3 separate regions of the Homo sapiens genome follow, and regions 1 and 3 are each linked to region 2. Evidence: chromatin loops called from intact Hi-C (ENCODE). Cell type or tissue: PC-9. All regions are shown on one strand. Each heading gives the region's core, and the rest is flanking DNA. Links, peaks and the distances in the headings are about the cores only.

What was found. Peaks named below come from ENCODE experiments on the same cell type or tissue, not always from the same donor. Only the 100,000 strongest peaks of a DNase experiment are listed, where the experiment ranks them.
Region 1: it touches region 2 in a loop (6-fold over the local background); 6 of 110 quality-filtered maps call a loop at or near these places.
Region 3: a loop joins it to region 2, with 11 times the contacts of the local background. A loop is called at or near these places in 3 of 110 quality-filtered maps.

What each region holds. Positions count from the first base shown.
Region 1 is chr17:78,532,693-78,537,692 of GRCh38, forward strand. It overlaps DNAH17 (dynein axonemal heavy chain 17), which reads right to left. Exons shown (of 81, transcript NM_173628.4): 19 at 4,607-4,789; 20 at 1-44. It also overlaps the pseudogene RN7SL454P. Among named protein-coding and RNA genes, the nearest start is that of DNAH17, 42 kb to the right of the region's middle. RefSeq lists an enhancer at 1-875. In PC-9, for the core only: no CTCF peak of the experiment used is centred there; DNase peaks (open chromatin) are centred at 459 and 3,099; H3K27ac peaks cover 2,106 bases.
Region 2 is chr17:78,587,619-78,597,945 of GRCh38, forward strand. No RefSeq gene overlaps it. Among named protein-coding and RNA genes, the nearest start is that of DNAH17, 15 kb to the left of the region's middle. RefSeq lists enhancers at 670-1,182, 1,183-1,695. In PC-9, for the core only: no CTCF peak of the experiment used is centred there; a DNase peak (open chromatin) is centred at 4,913; H3K27ac peaks cover 2,469 bases.
Region 3 is chr17:78,523,854-78,528,853 of GRCh38, forward strand. It overlaps DNAH17 (dynein axonemal heavy chain 17), which reads right to left. Exons shown (of 81, transcript NM_173628.4): 23 at 3,027-3,143; 24 at 2,798-2,884; 25 at 1,156-1,308. Among named protein-coding and RNA genes, the nearest start is that of DNAH17-AS1, 41 kb to the left of the region's middle. RefSeq lists an enhancer at 1,904-2,519. In PC-9, for the core only: no CTCF peak of the experiment used is centred there; a DNase peak (open chromatin) is centred at 3,078; H3K27ac peaks cover 1,628 bases.

The sequences.
Region 1 (5,000 bases), core at 1-5,000, 58 kb before region 2:
TCCTCCCTCATCTCTATGAGGTCTGTGTTATCTTCCAGGTCCATCTGAAAGGGGCAGGGGAGAAGCAAAAAGGGGAGGTATGTTGCCTGGTTCATAATTTAGGTGTTGTCCTCTCGGCCTTGAGAAGTGGTTCTCTGTTGGCGAAAGGGCTTCCAATCTCTCATGATGACCTGCTCTTTTTCCAGCCTGGGCCGATCACCCCTCTTTAGGCAACCTGGTGGTCCCCCACTCCTGGGAGGTCACCATACTGATGCCAAACTTAGTGGATAGCACACTACAGCCCAGAACTCCTGGGCTCAAGCGATCCTCCTGCCTCAGCCTCCCAAGTAGCTGGGACCACAGGCACGTGCCACTGTGCCTGGCCCAAGCTCTCACCACGGGAAATAGGAACCTTTGCCGATTTGCAATATTCTGCCATGGGAAGGTATGCCAAGTGTGACGTTTGTCTGGGGAACCCCGAGATGACTCACACATTGATTCATTCATTCGATAGCTCGCTCTCACTGCGTACCACATGCTGGGATAGATACTGGGGCACAGGCAGGGAGTGTACAGCCCAGGAATGGGGTCTGACATTCATCAAAGAATCACAGAAAAAAGCATCTCCACCCTCCCCCTTGCTTCAGGTGAAATGGGGAGCAGGTCAGGGAATGGCCCCGAGGAAATGGCCATTGGTCTGAGAGCTGATGGATGGGTAGACAAGGAGCAAGAGAAGCGGCTTTCCTGGCAACAGCAAAGCACGTGCAAAGGCCCCGTGGTGGGAGGAGGCAGCGTGTTAGGGGAACTAAAGGAAGTCTACTGTCGGTGGCTAGAGCAGAGAGCACGAGAGGCCAGTGCTATACGGATCTTTTTAGTTGCCAGTGACAGAAAACCCAACCCAAACTGGTTAAGCAAAGAGAGAACTCGTTGGCTTATATACAGGACTGGAGAATCCCAAGGTGGTCGGTGTGTGTATTAATCACATTTTTATTGTCTGCATCTTATGAAATTTTGACATCTTATTTCTTTTTGAGACAGAGTTTCGGTCTGTCACCCAGGCCGGAGTGCAGTGGCCCGATCTCAGCTCACTACACCCTCTGCCTCCCAGGTTCAAGTGATTCTCCTGCCTCAGCCTCCCAAATAGCTGGGATTACAGGCTCCCACCACCATGCCTGGCTAATTTTTTGCATTTTTATTAGAGGCGGGGTTTCACCGTGTTGGTCAGGCTGGTCTCAAACTCCTGACCTCAGGTGATCCACCTGCCTCAGCCTCCCAAAGTGTTGGGATTACAGGCGTGAGCCAATGCGCCCAGCCCAATTTTGACATCTTAAAAAAATAAAATAAAAAAACCTTATGGGCCAGGAAGAGCCGGCCTTTCCCAGGGCTAGGCAATTCTTTGAGATAGCAAAAGGCTCATCTGGGGGCATGCATATGCAAACCAGCCGACCCTCAACCACTCCCCTTTACCCAACTCTCACACCAAGCCAGTATTTCCCCTGCCCTAAATCACCCAGGGTCAGGTACCAGACAACTGAAGACAGCCTATAGCCCAGAGCCCACATGACAGCTGCAGAGAGGCCCCATCGGGACCCAGATGTGCATGGAGATCTTGTCTGTGCAGGGGACCTCGTTGGTAAGGGGTGGCACGAGGAAACGGTGTAATTGAGGAGGTGAAGTCAGTGGGGCTGGGATGGAAGGGGAAGGTTGGCCCTAGGGCTGGGCCGGGCCACCCTGCATGTAAGTTGTGGATGGAAAGAAGCCACAGGGGAGAGAAACCTGAAGCTCCTCGTGGCTGCAGGAAAGCATTTGGTGTGTGCTTCAGAATTCAGCCATGGGCTCGCCTGTGCCTGACATTTGGCTCCCACCCCTCCTCATGGCCCCTCTTTCTGCTCAGGGTTGGGAGTGCAGTGTTCAGAGCACAGGCAGGTGCTTCTGGATTTCAGTGTTGTAACTTCCAGGCATCTACCTGCTCCAGCTGAGATTGTCCCCTGCAGTCCTTTGGATCTCCCCAGGTGGGATCCAAGTTCCAGTTGGGCTGGGCTGGTGGCAGCCTGGCATACCAGAGGCAGGTGAGACCTGCTGCCTGGGGTCTCTGCCCCTTGCTGGTGTCCCCTGTGGGCAGCTCAGCTCTCTAAATCCCTGTGGCAGCCTGGGGCCCACATTCTATCTCCTCCTTGTCCTGACCCAACTCCTCTGGGTTGGCCACCCTGGTACCCATGGGAAGCATCCCTTGGGTACTCTCTGCCACCAAGCTAGGGTACTTGGGTCTCTGGGAAGTGGCCCTGGGACCCAGCAGTCTAGATGCCTGACTCTCTCATTGTCTTCCACAGCTTGGCACCAGGTAAGACTCTGCTAGACCAGCAGGCTTTCGAGGGACCCTTCTCCTGGGCAACAGGCCCTTCAGCTCTGGAATGTTCTGCCTGAGCGTCCCAGGGTGTCTGCAAGGCAGCCTGAGTGTTTGTGCTGGCAGAGCCCAGGGGTGGAGCAGCTCTGTCTGCAGCAACCGTGGGTGCCCAAGAGCAGCCTGCTTTGGGGACAGTGGGAGGGGCACACCCGGGACACACTGATTCTGAGGACATGTGCTAACCTAGCGTCTGCATAACTGGGGCAAATTCTATTCTCAACTCTGGAACAGCTTGCTGCTTGCACTTGGGCCTAAAATCACAGCCATCTTCTCAGCATGGAAACCTCCTCCCACCCTTCCAGAATCCGCTCACACGCCCACTCCTCTCAGGAGCTGTCCTTGACCTTCTCAGGTCATTAGCTGTTCCCTCGTGTCCTCATGTCACCTCTGTACAAGCATGCCTCCCCACCACACATGCAAATACGCACACGGGCACATATGCATCCAAGCACACGCGTACACACACGAGCACACGCACATCCCTCCCTCCTGGACAGGACAGCTCATCTCGCTGTAAATATATGTTATGACAAATCATACGTGTCCATTATTTTACAATTCAAACAACGCAGAAATGCATGAGAGGAAACGCCTGCAGCCACATCCCTCTCCCCTCCCCTCCTTCCTCCCTTCCTGGTAAGCACTCACCCAGATTTTTGCTTGTTTAAGCAAATGAAACCATATTCTAAACATTGTTCTGTAACTTGATAAATGTCTAATAACCTGTCACAACACCTTTCCATCCTTGGCTCATTGTGACAATTCACAGAATCTGGGTTTGGGCCAGAATTGGTCAAGCCACTCCCCTCTTCCACAAACATTTAGGTCACTTAAGTCTTTTCAGATTTTTTTTTATTGCTATACAAATAGGTGCTTTGACAAACACACCACCTCAAACCTCCCTTAAGCGGGGAGCTGAATTTCCCATGACTTTTGTTGTCCTTCCTACCCCAGAGCCTGGCCAGGCTCTCCGTGTGTCTTGTTTGATGCGTTTAGACGAGATGATTTCAGAAGGCAGTGGGAGGCACATTTGTCAAATTGCCTGAGTACTGGGAGAATCAGTGTTTACATTACAGGACTGAGGCCGGGCACGGTGGCTCACACCTGTAATCCCAGCACTTTGGGAGGCCAAGGCGGGTGGATCACAAGGTCGGGAGATTGAGACCATCCTGGCCAACATGGTGAAACCCCGTCTCTACTAAAAATATATAAAAAAAAAGAAAAATTAGCCAGGCATGGTGGCATGCACCTGTAGTCCCAGCTACTCAGGAGGCTGAGGCAGGAGAATCGCTTGAACCCAGGAGGCGGAGGTTGCAGTCAGCTGAGATTATGCTACTGCACTCCAGCCTGGGCAACAGAGCAAGACTCTGTCTCAAAAAATAAAAAAATTAAGAAGTTTAAGACCACTCTGGGCAACAACATGGCAAAACCCCATCTCTACAAAAAAATACATCACCAAGCTGGGCTTGGTGATGCATGCTCGTAATCCCAGCTACTTGGGAGACTGAGGCGGGAGGATCAATTGGGCCCGGGAGGCAGAGGCTGCAGTCAGCCGAGATTGAACCACTGCACTCCAGCCTGGGTGACAGAGTGAGACCTTGTCTCAAAAAAATTACAGGACTGAGTGAACAGTCAGGAAGTTGGGAAAGGTTACCCTCTTGGCATCGTGTCGGGGGGTTGGAAGGATGATGAGGGAATGAAACCCAGGCAGGTTGACTGAGAAGAAGCTGCTTTGGGAAGGACGACAGATGTGGGAGTGGGGAGAGAAGTGGCCATGTCATCCTAGAGGTCACACGATGTCATTTAAAAGGTAAGCAGGGCCGGGCGCGGTGGCTCACGCCTATAATCCCAGCACTTTGGGAGGCCGAGGCGGGTGGATCATGAGTTCAGGAGATCCAGACCATCCTGGCTAACACGGTTAAACCCAGTCTCTACTAAAAAAAAATAAAAAAATTAGCCGGGTGTGGTGGCGGGTGCCTGTAATCCCAGCTACTCGGGACGCTGAGGCAGGAGAATGGCTTGAACCCAGGAGGCGGAGGTTGCAGTGAGCCAAGATCGCGCCACTGCACTCCAGCCTGGGCGACAGAGTGAGATTCCGTCTCAAAAAAAAAAAAAGAAAAAAAGAAAAGGTAAACGGCGAAGCCTTGCCGAGTTAGGGCGGCAACACCAAATGGGGAAAGCAATGGATGACCCTGTGTACGGCCAGAAGAGGCCAGGACTGACCTTGTAGTTCATCCTGTCCTTGGCCAGCCGAGGGATGAGCCTGGCTACGTTGTAGATGTCGTTGACCAGGCCCTCGATCAGTGCCAGGAAGCCGCGATCTGAGCCCACCTCCAGGGTCGGGTTGAAGGTCAGCCCATCCTCGTCCAGCTCCATGCGGATCTCAAACAGGGGAGCGATACTCTCCTGAAAGAGGGGTGGGGTTGGCAGTGGTCAACACCTCTGTCCTCCATCGGATGATTCTCAGTGCCCTGATCATCCACTCCGTACCATCAATGTGTCACTGCCTTCCACTTATCTGGGAAGCTTCTGAGAGCTCGTGTCTCAGCGCACCCCGCTCCTTGAGCAATCGCTACAGAGCCAAATGTACAGCCACAAGGCCAAAAGCAGGCAGGGG
Region 2 (10,327 bases), core at 2,963-7,962:
TGAAATTTCTTGTGGGCCCCAAGATCTTTACCCTAAAGGGTTTCTGTTAAATTTCACCATGGCAATGTCAATTGATAGCTTACCTTCACAGGTGTCGGGGAGACACTGCACTGACTGAGACATCCCTCTGCCCACCTGAGGCAAGTGCATAGCTGATTGCTTCCTCTGCCCCATTGTCTACGTTATCTTAGGTAACAATGCAGATTCACCAAGCCAGACAAAGGCATGAATGACTATTTTCCCCTACCTCCCTCTCACATGAAAACTGTGTATTTCTGGCTGGGCACAGTGGCTTACACCTGTAATCCCAGCACTTTGGGAGGCCGAGGCAGGTGGATCACTTGAGGTCAGGAGTTCCAGACCAGCTTGGCTAACATGGTAAAACCCCGTCTCCACTATGACTACAAAAAAATTAGCTGAGCATGATGATGTACACCTGTAGTCCCAGCTACTAGGGAGGGTGAGGCAGGAGAATCACTTGAACCCAGGAGATGGGGGTTGTGGTGAGCTGAGATTGCACCACTGCACTCCAGCCTGGGCAACAGAGTAAAACTCCATCTCCCAAAAAAAAAAAAAAAGAAGAGAAAGAAAATTGTATTTCTCAATAGCCTGCCCTTTTCCCTTTAAATATTGAAGCCCTCAAAATCATCTTCAGAGAAAAGCATAGACCTGCCTCCCAGGCATATGTCCTTAATTTTGGCAAATAAACCTCCTGAAATGATTGAGACTCACCTGGCTCATTTTCCTTGATTGACAGGCACTTGCCTCATGTTTCTCTTCCTGGCTGGGTGTTGGATTGGGGGCAGGGGAGTGGGTGTCTGGCTTCAGTCCTCCCTGCCAGGGCCACCAGCCGAGGATGCCCTTCACTCTTTTTTTGCTTCTGTCAGTCACAGCCCACATCGAGGTAGGGCCGGGATGAGCTGAGAGAACTCAGTCATCCCCAGGGGCAACACTTCCTCCCAGCTGAATGAACTTGGAAGGCAAATTTCATGAAGACATTACCCATCATTAAAGAAAATCGCAGGTCCCTTTCCCGCTGCCGGGGATGCTTGCAGACAGGAGAGGCCGGGCCGTCTGTGTTTCATCAGGCTCCCCACCTCCCTCTGTCTACTGGGGCCCTGCCGCGTGTCCTCCTGCTGCGTTCCCAGCAGAGGAACAGGAGGTGGCCTTTGTCCTCCTGCCCAGGCGCGTCCTTACCCTTGAAGTTGGGTGGAAAGGGAGGGCTGGGCCTGAGCAGTCAGGCTGGCCAGGTAGACCACCCTTCCCTTCAGGGGCAGGACACCGCGGCCAGAGAAGTCCCTGCCAGCCAGGTTTCCAAAGGTCACAGCAAGGGTACACGCTGTGGAGACCTGGGAACCTTTTCTCTTTAGGAGTCTCTGCACACAGGTCCTAAGGGTGAGGCCCCCAACAAAGCACAGAAATGCATGGATTCCAAGCCATCCAGGCTGGGAAACAGTGTGGGGTCTCTGGAGGAGTTTGCCTCCGCCCACACAGGGAGACGTACCTGGGGCACAGGCAGTGGTCACAGACACACCTCATGTAGACTCAAAGAGATAGGGACAGACCATATACGGGATGTTGCAACCGGGGAAAGAGCCGAACTTGATCCCAACACCACCCTGCAGATGGGGACTTACAGCCATGAGCAGCGAGGGGTCAGTGGATGGAAAATTGCTAAGAGGAGAACTTCAAGTGGGGGTTCTTGCTAAAGGCAGACCAAGGACCTGGATATGGCCGGGGGAAAGCAGAGGTGCTGAGGAACTCGATCAGATTTCAAGGGTTGGGGTGACTCAGTAGGATTCTCTGCTGAGACTGGCGTGGGCAGGCTGAGGACCGGGCTCGAGAACGGAGGCCTTATCAAAAGAGGGTTCAGTGGGCCAGGCACAGTGGCTCACGCCTGTAATCCCAGCACTTTGGAAGGCCGAGGCGGGTGGATTGCCTGAGGTCAGAAGTTTGAGACCAGCCTGGCCAACATGGTGAAACCCCGTCCCTACTAAAATACAAAAATTAGCCAGGCGTGGTGGCAGGCGCCTGTAATCCCAGCCACTTGGGAGGCTGAGGCAGGAGAATCGCTTGAACCAGAGAGGCAGAGGTTGCAGTGAGCCGAGATCGCACCACTGCACTCCAGCCTAGGTGATAGAGTGAGATTCTGTCTCAAAAAAAAAAAAAAAGAGGGCTCAGCAGAGTCTGCCTGAAGTTGGGTCAAGGAGGGAGCCTTTTGTCAGGCCTCAGCATAATAAGGGGGTTCTGAATCTGGGGGAGGAGGAAAGGTAGATTCTCAGGACTCCAGGCAGGGCGCGTCCCTCCCCTGGGGCGTGGTCTGGCTCCTGGGGGCTGGTGTCTGTTCTCAGCCCTCAGTAGGAACCCTTCCACTTCACATGGGCTGCCTGTGATGTCAGCATCGCCAAGCCCTGTCCCTCCTGCCATCTCCCCATCCGCACATTCTGTGTCCACCGCAAGCACCTTCAGGTGGCATCGGTCCATCTGACGCGTGCTGAGAAGGCAGTCCGGCCCGCAGGCATGGGGCCGCCCCTCCCTGCCCTTCCTCTCTGCTCGGTCATGCTGTGATTATGCTGAGAACTGACAGCACCTGCAACCTGCATTTTTATTAATTAGATAACACAAGTCTTCTATAATTTTCATTTTTATTCCCCACCCCCCCCCACCGCCACTCCACTTAGAGCGGAGGTTCTCAGAGTGGGGCCCCTGGGCCAACAGCCTCTGCATCAGCTGGATTCTCGTTGGGATCACAGAGCCCGGGGCCACCCCAGATTGTGGGGCAGCAATCTGTATTTCACAAGCCCCCAATGGACTCTGATGCAGGCTAAGGTTTGAGAGTCACTGATTTAGAGTAAAATTTTGGTTTCTGTTTTAAGCAAATTCACTGAAAGTAGCCAGTTATCCTTGTTAAAAAGGCTTTCAGTGTTTCCCTATTTTAGGGGTCTTGCTGTCTGCCCAGGCTGGAGTGCAGTGGCACAATCATACCTCGCTGCAATCTTGACATCTGGGGCTCAAACCAACCTCCCACCTCAGCTCCTGAGTAGCTGGGACTACAGGGGCACACAACCATGCCTGGCTTTTTTTATTTTTTAATTTTTTGAAAGAAAGGGTATTTCTATATTGCCCAGGCTGGCCTTGACTCAAGCAATCCTCCCATCTCAGCTTCCCGAGTAGCTGAGACTACAGGCCCTTGCCACCACGCCTGGCTAATTTTATTTTTTGTAGAGACAAAAAAGTAAGACTCACGTTGTTGCCCAGGCTGGTCTCAAGCTCCTGGTCTCAGACAATCCTCCTGTCTCGGCCTCCCGAAGTTCTCGGCGCGCAGGTATGAACCCCCACGCCCAGCCTTCCCTGCTTTATGGTCATTCACACCTGAGGCCTGAGTTGCCTTCAACAAGCCCCACGGGTTACCTGAGTGGCAGGTGTAACTTAAGGCTGAGGTTCTCTGCTTAGCCACGGGCAGAATCACCTGGGACGCTTTGAGAATTAAGGGCACTGGAGGGTCGGGGCCAAGCGTGGAGGCTTTCAAAGCACCTGTTTGGGTCCAAGTACACACAGGGCGGGGAATCTTTGCTCCATGGGTCCACGCTCCTCAGAAGTGACCCTTGCTGCTCTGGGTCTATTTCAGCAGAACCATCACCAACCAAACAAATGAGAAATCAGGGCGGATTGGACTCAGAGACAAATGCTTTCCGGTGAGCAGCCAGGCGCACAGCAGAACGATAGAGGAGCGCTCAGAACTCGGGAGTACCTGTCACCTCTGCCATGGTGGCTGGGCTCGCTCACGGTGACTGTTTCCCTAGCAGGAGAGACCCTGGCTGTGACCCTGCAGCCTGTGCCTCCTGCTGCTGCAGGGAGAGAGGGAGTGCCCGGCGCCTACCTGGGCTTTTCCGGGCCGTCCGTCCGCTCATCATGCCCCTTGCCCCAGCTCACTTCACATCTTCGCTGGGTGGGGATTCAAGGACAGGCTGGGCTCTAGGAGGTCAATGGTCCCTCCCCGGGCTTCCAGCATGTTGTAGCTCAACTTCTACCAGACATCTGGAAATACCAAATTTCTTTCCTTAAAGGGACAAAGACCCCTTTTCTTTGGAATATATATATATATATATATATATATATATTTTATTTATTTATTTTTTTTGAGACAGAGTTTCACTCTTGTGCAGGCTGGAGTGCAATGGTACAATCTCGGCTCACTGCAATCTCCGCCTGCCGGGTTCAGGTGATTCTCCTGCCTCAGCCTCCAGAGTAACTGGAATTACAGGTGTGCACCACCACACCCAGCTAATTTTGTATTTTTTGTAGAGACGGGGGGGGGGTTTCACCATGTTGGCCAGGCTGGTCTCGAACTCCTGACCTCAGGTAATCCACCTGCCTTGGCCTCCCAAAGTGCTGGGATTACAGGCGTGAGCCACTGTGCCCGGCCCTGGAATATATTTTTTTAAACCCTAAACTGTATTATAGAATAATCTCTTCCTCAGTGACTTGGTTTATAATATATTGGGAAAAAAAAAACTCTATGATGAAAATCAAGTGCTGTAAGTTAAATATCTGAGTCCAAATGATGTCAAAAAGCGGCAAGGCACTGGGCTTCCCCCATTCAGAGAGCACCCTCCCCTTCCTGCCCCGCGCTTCTGTTGACCTTTGGTCCTGTTTGCAGGAAGCTCTCAAGTTTAACTCTGAACTTGAAGGGAAGGAAGGGAGTGAACCACATGGCCCTGGGGTCGGGGCCTCTGGCCGAAGGGCGCTCAGCTTGGTCTGTAAAATGAAATGTGTTTTGAATGTCATGAGTCAGGAAAAAAGAATTTGAGCGCAGTCTGGAAATGAAATTTCCTGCCTGTGGTTTGACTCACGTCTGTCTGTCTCGAAATCTACCCCAAGGACATTTATTCCACTGTGACAGGGCTCATCTCTGAGGAGCACCAGACTCCTGCGGTGGGGAGGGAAGATTATCCGCGCTGCAGAGACTAGCTGGCCTCCGGAAGCCGCCTCCTGACCCCGCGTCAAGCACCGCGGTGGATGGCGCAACCCAGCTTTGGGAATTAATTACCCAAGGCGCGTTTCCGTGCAGTCTGGCCTCCCTCCCTGAAGGCTTCTTAAGCAATAGGGAACTAGGAGGAGTTGAGACCAGCCTGGCAAACGTGGTGAAACCCCATCTCTATTAAAAATACAGATGGGGGCAGGGCGCGGTGGCTCACGCCTGTAATCCCAGCACTTTGGGAGGCCGAGGCAGGTGGATCACTTGAGGTCAGGAGCTTGAGACCAGCCTGGCCAACATGGTGAAACCCCGTCTCTACTAAGAATACAAAAATTAGCCGGGCGTGCATGCGCCTGTAATCCCAGCTACTGGGGAGGCTGAGGCAGGAGAATCGCTTGAACCCAGGAGGCGGAGATTGCAGTGAGCTGAGATCACACCACTGCACTCCAGCCTGGGTGACAGAGGGAGACTCTCTCTCAAAAAAAAAAAAAAAAAAAAAAAATTATAGATGGGAACGAGGAATCGCAACAGTCCTTACTGCCTTTCTTGTCTTGCCTGGCTAGTGCTAAAGTATGTTGAGGAAGGAAAAAAATTATTTTTTACGATTTCAAAGTTAGTTTTATTTAGAAGTTTTATTGAGGACTAGAGACCGACCACAGCCTGGGAGAAGTCTTTTAGAGGGGGTTTGTCGGACTGTTTTGAAATAGTGTTTTAATTTACAGTTTATATACAGGTAGTGGGGGTTTAGTAGGTGTAAAATTATATTAAAGCTTGGGTATAAGAGTATATCTGGTTGTAGATTATAGAATAATTATTAAAAATGAAAAATAAAATCCTGAGCCTCACCACCAACTGAATGAACCCCCTCTTGGCCAAGTTGACCACATAGTCACCTGAAAAATTGAATTCCCAGCCCGATCTCCCAGGGAGGTGAGGCATACCTGCTTATATCCCCTCTCTCTCTTTCTCTTTGTTTTTTTTGTTTCTGTTTTTTTTTTTTTTTTTTTTTTTGAGACGGAGTCTCGCTCTGTTGCCCAGGCTGGAGTACAGTGGCGCGATCTTGGCTCACTGCACCCTCCACCTCACAGGTTCAAGCGATTCTCCTGCCTCAGCCTCCTGAGTAGCTGGGATTACAGGCGCCCTCCACCACACCTGGCTACTTTTTTGTATTTTTAGTAGAGACGGGGTTTCACCATGTTAGTCAGGATGGTCTCTATCCCCTCTCTTTTGGAGTTTAGGCACAGATGACCAGCACTAAGGTTAGAAAAGAGATCAGAAGTCTGGCAGAAGAGACTCCTGTGGCAATGAGATACCATGTTCCAACTTGGCCCTGGTGTAGTATCACATGACAGATGGCAGACCCTGAAGGAAATCAAAATATTTTACCCCACAATATATTTTTTTCTTTTTTTTGGAGACAGGGTCTCGCTCTGTTGCCCAAGCTGGAGTGCAGTGGCACATCTCAGCTCACTGCAACCTCCGCCTCCTGGGTTCAGATGATTCTCCTGCCTCAGCCTCTCGAGTAGTTGGGATGACAGGCGCCCACCACCACACCCAGCTAATTTTTGTATTTTTAGTAGAGACGGGGTTTCACCATGTTGGCCAGGCTTGTCTCGAACTCCTGACCTCAGATGATCCGCCCGCCTAGGCCTCCCAAGGTGCTGGGATTACTGGCGTGACATATGTTGAAACGGCCCTACAAAGCTGTCTTTTGTGAGGGAAATTTGCATTCTGTAGAAAAGCACCATTAATGCAGCCAGGTCTTTCCCAGATCTAGGAAATACTAAGAGTCTGACACGTTTAAGGTCTGAAAAGAGACATTGACCACCTATTTCCTCTGAAGGCTGTTACCTGGAGATTTCATCTATACAACAAGAACCTTGGTCTCCACAACCCCCCTTATCTTAACTCAAGCATTTCTTTCTACTGACCTCAAGACTTTAGCCAAAGCTTAACTCTTTCAACCAATTGCCAATTGGAAAATCTTTGAATCTTCCTGTGACCTGTAAGCCCTCCAACTCCCACTTCAAGGTATCCCACCACTTTAGGCTGAACCAATGTATACGCTCCATGTACTGATTTATGTCTTTGCCTGTAACTTTGGTCTCCCTAAAATGCACTGTAAACCAAAAATACAATTCTAAGCTCCCCCATCATCTGAATGGACCTCTCCTCTTGGCCAAGGGCTTTCCAAAGTCAACCTGAAAAACAGTTCAACACTTTAAACATTTTAGCAAAACTATTACTTCGTTATGTTCCAAATTATTCCATTCAATTCAGAAGATATTTTCTGAGAGTGCCTATTACACGGAAAAGGTAATCACAGAATCTGTTACACAAACTGGGATACCTTTTTTTTAAGAGACAGAGTCTCGCTATGTTGCCTAGGCTGGTCTGGAACTCCAGCCTAGAAGGGGATGTTGGACATGCCTCATTATGTCCTCTTCCCTTTGGAACTCAGGCACAGCTGACCAGCAGTAACATCAACACAGAGACCCTAAGACTGATAGAACAGACTCTTTAGATCTGATAAGAAACATTTACCATCTATTCTCTCTGAAGCCTGCCTCCTGGAGGCTTCGTCTGTGTGGTAAAACCTTGGTCTCCACAACCCCTTATCTTAACCCAGACATTCCAGGTCTTTAGAGAATAGCTCTTTAAACCAATTGCCAATCCGAAAATCTTTGAATCTACCTATGACCTGGAAGTCCCCCCAACCCCCACCCCGACTTCCAGTTGTCCCGCCTTTCTGGACCCAACCAATGTACATCTTACGTGTAATGACTGATGCCTCATGTCTCCATAAAATGTATAGAACCAAGCTGGAACCCAATCACCGTGGACACACGTTCTCAGGATCTCCGGGGGCCACTGGTCACTCATATTTGGCTCAGAATAAATCTCTTCAAATATTTCACACAGTTTGACTCTTTTTTGTCAACAGTATAAAACCAAATTGTAACTTCACCACCCTGGGCACACTTTCTCAGGAACTCTTGAGACAGTTCTGCCACTGTGGTTGCTCATGTTGGCTCAGGATAAGCATCTCTGAATATTTTACAGAGTTTGGTTTTCTCATCAACATTGTGACTCTCATCAGTGGTTACCATGTGTGTAGGAAACAACAAGGGGTCAGGTTTTTTTTTTTTTTTTTTTTTTTTGAGATAGAGTTTCATTCTTGTTGCCCAGACTGGAGTGCAATGGCACGATCTCAGCTCACGGCAACCTCCGCCTCCCGGCTTCAAGCAGTTCTCCCACCTCAGCCTCCCGAGTAGCTGGGATTGTAGGCATGCGCCACCACACCCGGCTGATTTTGTACTTTTAGTAGAGATAGGGTTTCTCCATGTTGGTCAGGCTGGTCTCGAACTCCTGACCTCAGGTGATCTGCCTGCCTCGGCCTCGGCCAAAAATCTGTAAACTCTGGGTTCTCTGAGTTTGCTGAAACGCAAAACCTCTGAGCTCACAGCTGCTCACTCAGCCCAAAGTGCTGGGATTACAGGTGTGATCCACTGCGCCTGGCCAGGTCAGGTATTTTTTAAGGAATATAGTGACTTAGGTAAGAGATGTTGAAGGGGCAGGTGTTTTGTTTTGTCTTTTAAATATTTTTGTGGAGAGTTACATGTCAGCACAGAGTCAGGGGCTATGCGAAATTATGCTCACAAGCAGAAATGAGTAAACACGGCTTTTTATATTTATTTCATTTTGTAAGTTTTCTCTTTTGCTCATAAATCCACCATCCAGTTATGTTTATAAGACCAGTGTTGACTGTCTCATGGTTAGGAAGCTTCTTTTTTAGGAAGACATGTAATTTGTACTTGTAAGGAATGAGTATTGGGCCCAGTGTGTATATTTGTCTATTTATCGGAAAATATGTTTTGGATTATATCTATTTTTTAATTAATATGAGCTGGCGTTTTTTTTTCTGAGACAGGTTCTCACTCTGTCACCCAGGCTGGAGTGGAGTGATATGATCGCAGCTCACTGCAGCCTTGACCTCCCGGGCTCAAGTAATCCTTCCACCTCAGCCTCCTGCATAATGGGACTGCAGGCACATGCCACCATGATCAGTGTGACACACTGGCCTCCTGGCCACATCTGCACTGTAGCAAACGGCTTCCTGAGAGAGGAAAATGCAAACTCCTCATCAGGCTGCGAACTCTCTGTGGCTGGAAATTTGTAAACTCTGAGTTCTCTGAGTTTGCTGAAATGCAAAAACTCTGAGCTCACAGCTGCTCACAGGGATTTTTGAGGATTTTGCAAGGGGCTAGGTCTGCCCCTAACCCTTCCTTCAAGTTCACAGCCTACCTTAGGGGTGGCAGAGGTCAGCAAACCTCCCACAAAGGGCCAGGGTGTACTTTAGGCTTTGAGAGCCAGATGATCTCTGCGGCAGCATTTCAACTCTGACACTGGAGTTCTACAGCAGTCACAGACAATATGTAAGTGAATAGGCGTGGCTGTGTGCCAATAAAACTTTACTTAAAACAGGCAGAGGGCTAGATTTGGGTCCGCTTCAGTCACCCCAGTAATTGGGAGAGGCAAACTCCCATTTCTAAACTATTCCTCTCTGTTGCCTTCTCAGAAACTTTTTGCCTGCTATTGTCCCTACCCCCACTTTCTCCTCGTCTACCAGCTCGCTGCCACCAAAATGCAAATATGCCATAGAATCCCGCATCTCAAAAACAAGACAAGGCCACCTCCCTCCAGCTGCCACCCCCCTCCAGCTGCCACCCCATCCCTCTGCTTCAAGTAGCGGATTCAAAAAGCCCATAGCCCACCCACTCCTCAGCCGCCTCTGTGGCTTTGACCTCCATCCTCACCTTCTCTAAACCAGCTCTCATCAAAGTCCCATACAGATCCCTCCAACCATTTTTGCCTGGGGCAGTGTGTGTAGCCAGGCCAGCAGGCCCAGGGGGCAGGTTAGGGAGGTTCAGAGCACAAGGAAACAGGAAGAGGAAAACCTTACTTAGCCTTTCAAAATGTTTACTGACCTCATAGAAAGCCCTAAAAAAGGCAAATGGTTAGTTACCGGGCTGGCTGGGCCTTGCGTGCTGGCATCTGTTGGTTTACAGCATGACTGGTATTTAGAATGACCTGGAAGCTCCCAACTTCGAATTGTCCCAAACCTTTCCAGACCGAACCAATGTATACCTTATATGTATTGATTGATGTCTTATTTACCCCCAGAAGTTCTATAGGTTATACACCTCCCATTTTGTCAGTTGCTGAGACTATTGAATTGCAGAAAATGTACACCTCATGTCTCGCAAACCTATGAATCGTCACAGTGGTTGCTCCGTGGTCTTTGCCTCGTATCTGTTGTCTAAACCCAAGCCCCAATGGGGACATATG
Region 3 (5,000 bases), core at 1-5,000, 67 kb before region 2:
AGCTGAGATCGTGCCACTGCACCCCAGCCTGGGCAACAGAGCAGGACCTTGTCTCAAAAATAAATAAAAATACTTTTTAAAAAAGAAAATATGCTGGCATCGTTAGTCAGTAGGAAATACAAATGAAACCACAAAATCTTTCTCATAGATTGAGCCTCTGATGGTCTGAATATTCCCCCCAAAATTTCTCTGTTGAAATCCTTACCTCGTATTAGGAGGCAGGGCCTTTGGGAGGTGATGAGGTCATCGGGGCGTGGCCCTCAGGAATGTGATTTGTGCTCTTATTTATGTGTTTATTTTTTGAGATGGAGTCTCACTCTATCGCCCAGGCTGGAGTACAGTGGCACGATCTTGGCTCACTGCAACCTCTGCCTCCCAGGTTCAAGCAATTCTTCTACCTCAGCTTCCCGAGTAGCTGGGATTACAGGTGCACACCACCACGCCCAGTTAATTTTCGTATTTTTCGTAGAGACGGGGTTTCATCATGTTGGCTAGGCTGTTCTCAAACTTCTGACCTCAGGTGATCCACCTGCCTCGGCCTCCCAAAGTGCTGAGATTACAGGCATGAGCCACCACACCGGGCCTGATTCATGCTCTTATAAAAGGGACCCTGGAGCGATTTCTCAGCCCCGGCCTGCTCCACTTCCACCACATGAGGATGCAGTGAGAGGGGACTGTCTATGAGCCACAAAGTGCGTCCTCACCAGACATTACATCTGCCTTGACTGTGGACTTCCCAGCCTCCAGAACGGTGAGGAATAAAATGTTGTTTATGAGCCACTGAGTTTATGGGATTTTGTTAGAGCACCTTGAACAGACTAAGTGGTATTCCTTACTTAAAAAAATTTCTTTAAAAAAGGTGAGATGTGAGAGAGAATGAGAGGAGGAGGAAAAAGACGAAGGGAGGGGAAAAAAGAAAGGGGGGCAGTCAAAGGCGAGCCCCCACCCACATACAGAGAGAGGTGAACATATCCTGCTTTAGCGGAGGGACCCCACCTCGCGATCTCAGGGCCCTTCGGATGCCTCCACCCAACACCAGAAACCTTCTTGTCACATTCTTACAACCAAAGGGTGCCCAGAGCCTGCCCTCTTGTTGCCGGGGGCAGCTCCCTGCAGAATCCCGGGCCCCACCCACGCGGCGTGCCCTGCACTCACCACAACAACCATGTCCCAGAGCTCCTTCAGTAGGCGGACCTCCCGGTGGCAGGCCTTGAGCTGCTTGTAGTCTGGGACGGGGACCTCGAACAGGCCCCCGGACTTGGACAGCGCCTCCATGATGCCTTCCATGGCGGAGATGCTCTTTTGTTGCTAGGGGCGGCGAGGGGGCCGTCAGTAGGGCTACCTACCCTCAGCGGTGCCCCACCCCACTCCCCGACGTTCTGCCCGTCTCTCCAGTGTGCCCTCCCTGATAAACCTTCTGGGAGGAGGTGTCCATACAACGGTGTCCCACCTGGAGGGAGGACAGAGCCCTCCATCCCCCAAGGCCTCCTGGGTCCTGCCTGCAGGGGAGGGCGGGTGACCTCTACCCACACCAGCGTGGGGACTGACTCCCAATGGGCATGGTAAATGCCTCATTTCCTCCTGAGAGTTTCTGATTTCCCAGCATTTCTTCAACTTTCATATTATATTTTTATCTTATTAAAAATGACTTAAGTAATGCTTTGAAAATGAGATAATTCAGATAAGCAAAGAGGAAAAATCCGTAGTGTCCTCTCAAATCCCATGACTAAGAGTTGGCCGTCGTAGCACCTGGTGATAGTGGGTGTGTTTGCGTGGACACGTAACAGGCAGGCTGTGGCAAAGGTGGGCTCGGAGCGTGTGCACACACATGGACACGCAGGGACTGCCTGCTCTGGTCACCAGCTGGAGCTCCACAGCTCCCCTTGGATGGGCATGGGGCACCCCTCACCCCAAATCTTTCCAGAAAATCCAGCCCGGGGCCCTAGGGAGAGAATGGCTGCATCTCCATCGTGGCTTGAGGAATGCGACATGAGGAAACGGCCATGAGGAAAGGTCGGATTGGAGCTGGAGGCCAAAGAGCCGAAGCTCAGGGAGGGGAAGAGTGAGGCAACCCTGAGGACCCTGGGGTTCACATTTGCTAGAGCCTGTGAGGCGGAGGTGCAGGTGGGGCCGACCCAGCAGTACCTGGGCACCGTACTGGGAGCAAAGAGGAACTGACAAGGGCCCCACTGGGCCCCAAGAGGCCCCCCTGGGCCCTGAGCACCCCACATGCTCCTGCCCACAAGGGCCTTTTGGGCCTGAGCTTGAGTGGGCTGCCAGGTCCAGGGCTGTGTGAATTTGTGCACTGGACGTGACCATGAACTTGGACAGTGGGAACAGAGTGGGAACACGAGTGAAGCCTGGCTGCTGCCCGATGTGGTGGGTCAGGAGAGGCAGGAGGCAGGGAGAGATGGCAGGTGAGTATTAAGCCCAGGGGACAGGAAGCTGCTGAATGTGAACAGAGTGGAGATTAGGGGGCGGAGTCAGGCTAAGGGACTATGGGTCACACAGGGTGTTAAGGGGCCTGAGCCGTGGGCCTGGAGCCATGCTCTGAGCTGCGAGACACAGAGGGGACACCATGTGGTCTGGGGGGCTGCTCGGTTTGCATGTTCACGTACACACCCATGCATGTGCTCGCACACGTATGTGCATGCATACACATAAGAGCACTCGTGCACGGCCCCAAGGTCAGTCCGGCGGAGACCACGTTTCTGGACTTGAAAGGATAACTACTTGAGAAAAGAAAGCAGTGGGGTTCCCAGACTTACCCCCTGATCTCACCCTTGAGCAAAAATACCTTATTCAGGGACTTGTAGGGGTTGGGGTCGCTGAAGGAGAACGGGGCCTCGCGCCTGAACCTCTCCCTGAACTCATGTTGCTTGAGCTGCGAGAGAAGAGTGCAAAGTACAGAGAGTCACGGGGCGGCCACCTGCCCCAAGGGTGGCCCCACCCTGTATGCCGCAGGGCCCTGGGTGAGCCCCACGCTGCTCCCCGGAAATCCCGCCACCCTGCCCCAGGTATAATACCTCGAATTGCTGGCATTTCCGCCGCAGGATGCTGACCTCGTTGGCCTGGAGTGGTGCCACGGTCAGCTTCACCTGAATGGCCAGTTTCTTGGTATTTGCCCAGTGCTCCGGCAGCTCCTGCGGGAAGCAAAGGCAGAGGAGGGCTCCTTTCTCATTTCTTTTCTTAAACCTTCTATTGTGAAATAATTAGAGACTGGTAAGAAGCTGCAAAAACAGTGCAGGGGCCGGCGCGGTGGCTCACACCTGTAATCTCAGCACTTTGGGAGGCTGAGATGGAAGGATCACTTGAGCCCAGGAGTTCGAGACCAGCCTGGGCAACAAAGTGAGACCCCATCTCTACAAAAAATACAAATTCTTTTTAGCTGGGCGTGATGATATGGGCCTGTAGTCCCAGCTACTCAGGAGGCTGAGCTGGGATGATCACTTGGACTAGGAAGGCAGAGGCTACTGTGAGCAAGATTGTACCACTGCACTCCAGCCTGGGTGACAGAGTGGGACCCTGTCTCAAAAAAACAAAAACAAAAACCAGCCTCCTTAATGGCGAACTAGGACATTGACATTGGTGTCTCTGTTAACTAGACCAGAGAATGTACTCACCTTTCATCATGTTTTTAAACCTGAATCCATTTGTGGGTGTGGGTGTGGGTGTGGTCTCCCATGCAATTTTATCCCACGTATGGATTTGTGCAAACACCGCCACAATCAAGATATGGATTGTCCATTACAACAGAGGAATTCCCTTTCTATCCCTCCACCACAATCCTGCCCCTGGGGACCGCTAAGCTCTTCTCCAGCTCTATAATGTTGTCATTTCCAGAATGGCTGCAACAATCAGATGAATTTTGGTATTTCCCAAGTTCCCCACACTTGGGTAAATACTATAGTTGTAAATATTTAATTATTATTTATTCATTTTTGAGACAGAGTCTCACTCTACTGCTGAGGCTGGAGTGCAGTGGTGCGATCTTGGCTCACCACAACCGCTGCCTTCTGGGTTCAAGTGATTCTCATGCCTCAACCTCCCGAGCAGCTAGGATTACAGGCGCCTGCCACCACGCCTGGCTAATTTTTAAATTTTTAGTAGAGATGGGATTTTGCCATGTTGCCCAGACTGGTCTTGAACTCCTTGGCTCAAGTAATCTGCCCGCCTCGGCCTCCCAAAGTGCTGAAATTACAGGCATGAGCCACCACACCGGGCCATAAAATATTTTAAAGAAAAAAAAAATCCCAGCCCATGAACTTTTTGCCTGCAGTGGAGACTTCTCTAGTTCTTCTATGGTTGCTGGCTGTATGGTTTCTGTCTGCATTTTTACTACCCCAGTTGCCTCGTGTGTGGCTTGGAGCACCTCAGGGTGGGACGGCTGAGAACCTGCTCAGTCCTTTTATTTTCTTTCTTTTGACACAGGGTCTTGGCTCTGTCACCCAGGCTAGAGTCCAGTGGTACAATCATACATCACTGCAGCCTTGACTTCCTGGGCTCAACTGATCCTCCCACCTCCTGAGCAGCTGGGACTACAGGTGTGCGCCACCATGCCTGGCTAATTTTTTAAATTTTTTGTAGAGACAGGGTTTTCCTGTGCTGCCCAGGCCGGGGCCCCTCCCTCTTGTCACCCCCAGGGCTGTGGGGTCTTGGGCACTGTCTGGAGTCGGTGCATAAGACAGGAGGGTGGGCCCTGTCTGTGGCTGGACACAGAGAAGGGGAGAGGGCGGGAGGAGGGGTGGACGGGCTGGGAGGAGTTGGAAACTCCAGGCCAGACTCAAGAGATGAGGGAGCGGGGTCTCCTCGGTGGCCACACCTAGACGTGGCTGGGAGGCAGCTCTAGGACACACCCTCTCCATCCTCCCACCCTCGCCCAGCCTGCACACACCCCTCCACGCTGACAGCTGAGGTTCTTTGAATTCGCTATCAAGTGCTGTGCAAACGCAGCTGCCAGCCCCGCCCCCTTCAGCTGCCTAATCCCTCCCCAGGGTCCC